Linked DNA regions of Homo sapiens: region 2 is linked to region 1. The links are chromatin contacts, found by Hi-C or POLR2A ChIA-PET in ENCODE. All regions are on one chromosome and are shown on one strand. Each heading gives the region's core, a stretch centred on a gene start or an enhancer-like site at or near the end of the contact. The rest is flanking DNA. Distances are from core to core; before and after follow the strand shown.

The links. Hi-C counts contacts between places; a loop is a spot of excess contacts on that map. ChIA-PET counts read pairs that join two places held with the same protein, here RNA polymerase II (POLR2A). Pooled maps may share reads with other maps.
Region 2: a pooled map shows a loop between it and region 1 (2.2-fold over the local background). The contact joins two enhancer-like sites. A Hi-C loop is called at or near these places in 1 of 168 maps with a recorded cell type or tissue (CD8-positive, alpha-beta T cell), 6 of 37 single-sample maps with no recorded cell type and 4 of 50 pooled maps. POLR2A ChIA-PET finds 5 or more read pairs at or near these places in 1 of 52 experiments (H1).

Annotation. Positions count from the first base shown.
Region 1 is chr5:68,139,904-68,143,532 of GRCh38, reverse strand. No RefSeq gene overlaps it. Among named protein-coding and RNA genes, the nearest start is that of LINC02219, 48 kb to the left of the region's middle. Within about 2 kb of position 1,917, at least 2 of the 41 ENCODE cell types and tissues checked have a DNase peak (open chromatin) inside an H3K27ac peak, as active enhancers do.
Region 2 is chr5:68,250,974-68,254,602 of GRCh38, reverse strand. The region is part of intron 2 of PIK3R1 (phosphoinositide-3-kinase regulatory subunit 1); the gene reads right to left. Among named protein-coding and RNA genes, the nearest start is that of PIK3R1, 37 kb to the right of the region's middle. Within about 2 kb of position 1,787, at least 28 of the 41 ENCODE cell types and tissues checked have a DNase peak (open chromatin) inside an H3K27ac peak, as active enhancers do.

The sequences.
Region 1 (3,629 bases), core at 668-3,167:
TGCTTAGTTTACAAATATTTTCTCCCATTCTGTAGGTTTTCTGCTCACTCTGTTGATAGTTTACTTTGCTGTGGAGGAGCTTTTTAGTTTAATTGGGTCCCACTTGTCAATTTTTGTTTTTGCTGCAATTGCTTTTGAGGAGTTAGTCATAAATTCTTTCCCAAGGCCAATGTCCAGAATGGTGTTTTCTAGGTTTTCTTCAAGGATTCTTATAGTTTGAGATCTTACATTTAAATCTTTAATCTATCTTGAGTTAATTTTTGTGTATGGTAAAATGTAGAAGTTTGATTTCATTCTTCTGTATATGGTTAGTCACTGTCCTAGCACCATTTATTGAATGGGGAGTCCTTTCCCCACTGCTTATTTTTGTTGCCTTTGTTGAAGATCAGATGGCTGTAGGTATGCCGCTTTCTTTCTGAGTTCTCCATTCTGTTCCATCGGTCTCTGTGTCTGTTTTTATACCAGTACCATGCTGTTTTGGTTACTGTAGCCCAGTAGTATAGTTTGAAGTCAGGTAGCACGATGCCTCCAGCTTTGTTCTTTTTGCTTGGGATTGTGTTGGCTATTTGGGCTCTTTTTTTGGTTTCATATGGATTTTAGAATAGTGTTTTCTAGTTCTGTGAAGAATGACTTTGTTAGCTTGATAGGAATAGCATTGAATCTGTAGATTGCTGTATAACTATTGTAATGATATTGATTCTTCCAAACCACGAACATGGAGTATTTATCCATTTGTTTATGTCATTTATGATTTCTTTCAGCAGTGTTTTGCAGTTCTCCATGTGGAAATCTTTAATCTCCTTGGTTAGATATGTTCTGAGGTATTATTTTTTTGTGTGTGGCTATTGAAAATGGAATTATGTTTTTTTTTTGGCCCTCAGCTTGAGTGTTATTGGTGTTTAGAAATAGTACTGATTTTTGCTCATTGACTTTGTATCCTAAAACTTTACTGAAGTCATTTATCAGTTCCAGAAGCCTTTTGACAGAGTTTTCAGAGTTTTCTAGATATAGAACCATAACCTCCACAAAGAGAGATAATTTGACTTCTTTTCCTTTCTTTCTCTTGTCTGATTGCTCTGGCTAGGACTTTTTTTTTTTTTGAGTCTGAATCTCACTGTCACCCAGGCTGGAGTGCAGTGGTACAATCTTGGCTCACTGCAACATCTGCCTCCCAGGTTCAAGCGATTCTCCCACCTCAGCCTCCCAAGTAGCTGAGATTATAGGTACCCACCAACATGCCCAGTTAATTTTTGTATTTTTAGTAGAGACAGAGTTTCACCATATTGTCCAGGCTGGTCTCAAACACCTGACCTCAGGTGATCCTCCTGCCTTGGCCTCCCAAAGTGCTGGGATTACAGGTGTAAGCCATGGTACCCAGCCCCTATTTTGCTTTTGATAAGATTAGCTAATGGGGCTGTCTCAGAAAAAAAAAAAAAAAAAAAAAAAAAAAAAAAAAAGACTAGCTAATGGGCTCTCTTTTATTGTTTTTCTTGTTCTTGGCTTTATTTATTGATTTTATAATACTTTTGGTTTTATAATTAATTGACTCATGCTTTTATTTTCACTTAGTCTTTCCTTGGGTTTCTTTGATAGTTCATTTTCTAAATTTTTGAATTATGTACTTACTTCTTTCTTATTTATTAATATTGTTAAAACAATTAATTGGGAGGCCATTAGGCTGAGATGGTGCCAGCGCCTGGGGTTCCTATGTAGACAAACCAAAACCCAATCCCATGTACATAGTAAAATGAAAGTTACACTAGTTACACTTAACCAGTCAGAAACTGCCAACCGACCTCTAAGTAGGGACTTTCCACTGGATCAGACCCAAATAAGACAAATACCGAGCTATAACCAATCAAGTAATTTGATTATTTTGCTTCTCAATTCAGCCTATAAAGGCCTGCAGCTCATGCAGGTTCAGTGGAGCTGTCTCAACCTCTTCCGGTTTTGAGTGTTCCTGATTCATGAATCATTTAATGCTAAAATAAACTCTGTTAAATTTGTTTTGTCTAAACTTTTCCTTTTAACTACATAAATATAAAATTTCCTCTCAGCATTGCTTTAATTATATTCCATAGATTCTGCTATGTTGTGTTTTATTATCTGCATTTTTCAGTTTCTGATTTGACTTATTCTTTGTTACAAGAATTTTTCAGTTTCTGGAATGTAGGGTATTATTTTTCTTGCTTTGTTTCATTTTCTAGTTTTTAACATTAAAATCTAGTTTATTTGTGATCAGGCAACTGAAAAAAGTGCTTAGCAGGAGAAACATCTTTAAATTTCTCTGAAGGCTAGATATCTCTGGAGTGAAAGTGTGTGTGTGTGTTTGCATGTGTGTATGTGTGTACATGTGTGCAGGGGCAGAGTATGGTGGGGGAAGAGATGCTGTAAGAATTTCTTGTTCAGAATCACTTCCTTGACCCCTTTTCCTCTTCCTTGAGGAGAACATGAAGAGAGAAAGGAGGTTAGAAAAGGGGTGAGACATGTAGAGTGGTTGTTGGTGCAACAACAGTGGATTTAAGGGTTGACCAGGTAAGGCTTTTGTAGTGACAGGAACTGAATCTCTGGAGACAGGCTTAGTACTGTTTAGCTAACCACTAGGCTTTCATGTTGCTGGTGGGGGAGTTGAAGGGGTTTTGGGCAAGGCCAGAGTTGAACTGCTCCACTAGAAAAGGTTGGTAGACATATGCAAGGGAAAAAAATAGAAGAATCAGCTAGAAGCAGGAGAAATCCGTCAGGAAAGAATCAAAATGTTTCATGATATTGTGATGAGTTCTACTCTGTGGAGGATGATTCTCTGGTTTTCTTCAGAGTCTTCAGTAAAAGATCAATTTTTTTTTCATTGTTGTGTGGTGAGGTTGGACCTTTTGGAAGGACTTATCATTATCAGCTGGGGATGATTTCAGATTGTCTTAGGGGTGAAAGCGGAGGCTGTCCATGGAAGCTACTTTGCCTGGGTGAGGCATTTAAGATCTTGATATAAAAAATGTGGACCTGTAGCCCAAGGCATGAGGGAAGAGCTCAGAGTGGAGGGCTGTGAGAACCTGAATCTGGCTGCGGTTTTCCCACTTTCTGTGGGCTACGGGGGAGACTGCTGACATTGTTTTAATATTGTTAAAACAATATTTTAACAGTATTGTTTGAATATTGTTGAAGATCTCAATTCTTCAGGAAAAAAATTTATGTGATAATAGCTTACCCTCCATCTCTTTATGAAATACTGCAAGAATTCAGAGCTCTGGATAGGGTCGATGCACCTGGGTTTACTGCTGACTCTGCTATTTAATTTTGACCTTGGTCAAGTTACCTAATCCTTCTAAGAATCAATGTCCTCCCATGTTAAATTAGAATAATAATGTTGCTTGCTTCACTGAGTTGTGGTGATGATTAAGTGAGATAATCCAAATAAACTTGTTTATCAGAGTGCCTGATAAGCAGCATATGCTCCCAACCACTGGTATCTTAAGCAAGCAAACTGCTAAATGAAGGAATAAATGACCAAGAATACAAGGAGACCTGGTCCAGGCTGAGTGAGCATGGCTTAGCCTTGTAGTCGTGGGCAGTTCATTGAATTGATCTTGTCTTCAACCTCCTGATTCAGTTCAACCCTTAATTACTCAGAAGGT
Region 2 (3,629 bases), core at 538-3,037, 110 kb before region 1:
ATAACCCTCTCTTTAGAATTCTTGACATGAGGTCACTGTTTATTGAAGGCTTCACTAAAATAAAGTCTTTGTAAAGATACCCTTGGGGTTAGAGGCCTAAGATGAAAATACCTTAATATGATTTCTCCTTTATAGAGAGATTCCAATGTCCCAGCCATGGATCATTCATTCCTTTGGGGGTTTTATTTTTTATTTGTTGGAAGAGTAGATGATCCCTCTGGTCCTTTTCAAATCTAAAATCCCATGATTCGAAACTCTTTTCAGTAAACTTCCAATTTTCCATACTAATTGATGAAGAGAGAGAACAAGAGAAGGGGCTTGACCATACAAAACAATGAAACATCTCAACAGTTTATATGTAAGTTAAGGATGCAGAATCATTCTTTTCTTGGGAATAAGTCTCTCCTGGTTTATCTTTGTATTTGGCAACTGCCAGAGAACAGGGAGTTCACAGAGCAATCCTGAGAAGTTTGCTCCAACACTGACTGGTCAACTGATTTATACAACATTCGAGTGTGCAGACTCACATTTACTTGCTGCATTTATGACCAAAGGGCAAACATTTAAAAATCACTCAAGATTCTGGAAAGGTTATAAAATACAAAAAAAAAAAAAAAAAGGGGGTCCACGGGAAAATAAAAAACATGACATTTATTAGCTCTTTTCTTGGAGTGGATATACATGGGTTTATAGTTCATTGTTTTCAGTCATCCTATGACTAAATAAGCTTTCCACCTGCTTAGTCAAGTGCTGAGAGAATATGACTACACCAAAGGATGTATGAAGCATGCATTTAATTTATCATAAAGAACTGTAATAAGGCAAATGTGCGCAGCTGGAACTAACTTGTACCAGATTTCGCCAATCCCCAAGCTCATAGTAGATACTTGCTAACACCTCCAGAAGTTCCGGCTGTTTTTAATTAATAGCTCATGTTGGGGGCATCTTGCCTGACTTACTAGAATGTCATTTTATTTAAAATAGGGTTCTGAACCTTAAAAAAAAATAGATCCCTTTATTTTTAAGTCAAGTAAATGATCCAAATAGAAATTTAAGTTTGGCTCTTTTAAAGGCAGCAATATTTCACATTGAATGTGCTCCCGAGGCCAGAGGAAATGTTCTTTCCTTTCCTAAAATTTCTAGCCAAGTACTCACAAACCCAGTTTCTTCCCAAGAATATTTGTTTTTTTATTTCTCAGAGCCTAGTTTTAAAAGGCTGGAACCTTTCACAAGTCAGAATAATTCCATTTGCTAGCTGGCTCTTTCTCCAAGTCCAGCTTGAATCCTATGGGACACATAAATCCTTGTCTGAAATGTAGGATAAGTGTCATGAAACATGCTAGGAAATTGGTAAACCACAGCTCAAAGCATAAATACAAAGATATAAGCGAAATCTACTCTAAAGTAAAACTATGACAAGCAGAAATACCACAATGCATTAATTCTTTAGCTAAGGTAACAAAAATATTCAAGGAAAAAGTATGTGTGTTATGACAAATCTGGGGAGAAAATAAAAATGCAACGTAGATAAAAATTAGTATTGCTAGGAGAAGAGACAAGGTAAATAAATGCACACTTGCCCTGAATTACCTAAGCCAGACATAAAGTCAATTTTTCCTGTCAAGTACTGTGTCAGGTGCCATCTGGGAAAAAAAACTGGGAGCATCTGAGAAAGGTGGAATCTGAGGGAGAAAAGGCAGAAAAGGGCATATTTTACAGCTACCATGCCGTATAGCCAATTGCCACTGGATGGCAGCGGGGTTTTACTTAGCAAAGTTGCTAAGAGCATTAGGATTGGTCATTCAATATCTGCCCTACATGTTCGGCCCCAGTAACTCAAGGTTTCAGGGAAATACAAAGTAGCTCCTTCCCACCCCCAAAATTGGGGATCTGTCCTAGAAATTGCAAATCTTTGTTCTGATTATCAGTAAATCCCTTGAAAATTACTAATTTACTATCAGAGTAAATTAAATTGGGAACTAAAATTAGAACTTCTAATAACTTCTACAATTTTGAAATTCAGAAAGCAAGCACACATGTAATCACATTTGCACGCACACATCCCTACAGTTTACTATTGCAATATTATCATCTTGAGCCCAGTACAACAAATTGGAACCACATTTTATTCTACTTTTTCTTGTTAACTTGATGGCTTCACCACACTTTTAAATGCTACACACTCCCTTCCCTCTCCCTTGGCATCTGATCCCCCCACTTTTTTTTTTTTGTAAATTCAGTAATCTCACCAGCAACAAGCTTTGCTTTCAAATAAGCATATCTGCCAACTTAAACAGCATCTCCTAAGGCAGCGGAGTAATGAAAGACACATGTAGGTACTTGCCTGTCATCAGATGCAAGCTCACGTCTGCCTGAAATTGGGCCTGTAATTCTGCTGATCCTCGGGTTCAGGACAGCATGGCCGAGAGTGGTCTACAATGCGGCCCTTAGTCTAAACAGCAGATGAAGGATGCAAGGGGCCAACCTTTTTCATCCCTGCTGGGCTCTTGACCAGTTGTTGCTCTTTAGTTCAAGGGGGAGATGTGAGGGATTGCTCAAACACTTGGCAGACAGAAAGGTCTTAAGACAGCAAGTAGTGAATTCTACCTCATTCCTGCTGATGAACTTGAGGCAGTGCTTTCCAAGCCCAAACTCATGATCCAACCAGAACATCTCCAAGAACAGTCACTCCTGCACACAGCCAAGGCTCCACCACCCCCAACCGGGTGAGGGCCCTACACAACTCCTGATCTGAGCCCCTCCTCAGATGAGACAGAGTTTGCTCCTTTCCCTCTCATAATGCAGTCAACTGTGTGATTTCCTTTGGGGAAATACAAACATTTTGTTTAAAAACTTGCAAAGTCTGAAGAATGGAAAAGTGTGAAAAGGCTGAAAAACTTGAAAGAAAGGAGTTGTAGTTCTGTCCATAAAAAAAGCTTCCTACTTTTTTGCAGCTGGGGCTACCATCAGAAATCAGTGGCTGATTCATCCAGGCCTACAGGAATCCCCTCTTTCCACCCCGCCCCCACCACCTACAGACTGACTTGAGCACCCTTTTATGCCCTTCCTGTAAGTGTTAGTGAACGGCTTACAAACGTTCAGTGCCCTTAGTTCTGCCAAACAAGTAAAAACTTCAAGGGTTGTGAGGGCTCACGAAGACATACTCATTATAAAAATTATTATTTTTTTAAAAAAGGAACCTAACAGGGTCCACTGAAAAACCAACTCATCAACACAGTTTATATCTTCCATCTTCTGAACTGGCAGCCTAAAAGTCATCTCAAGCACAGGGCTACCAGAGATGTGCTGCAAAGTGTTTTTTTTAAGAGGTTTCCACCAGACATTATTAAATTACTATTTTAAAATTAAATCTAGGATCCAGGAATTTTACCTTCCATAATAACAAGGGTGAGAGTAACTAATATAACCACTGTATCCTCCACCTTGAAGAATCTCTTCAGATAGTTGAAGTAGGATCCTTATCAGAAAGCGGTGGCAGTAACCCATTGTGTGCTGACTGGTTTTTATCCTATCTGGAAATCAATCATTTCCCTCCCTTTCCTTCTCCCTTGGGGAATTACAAAACAGACACGGAGCACCAGATTAACTTTCCTTTGTTCACAAAACGA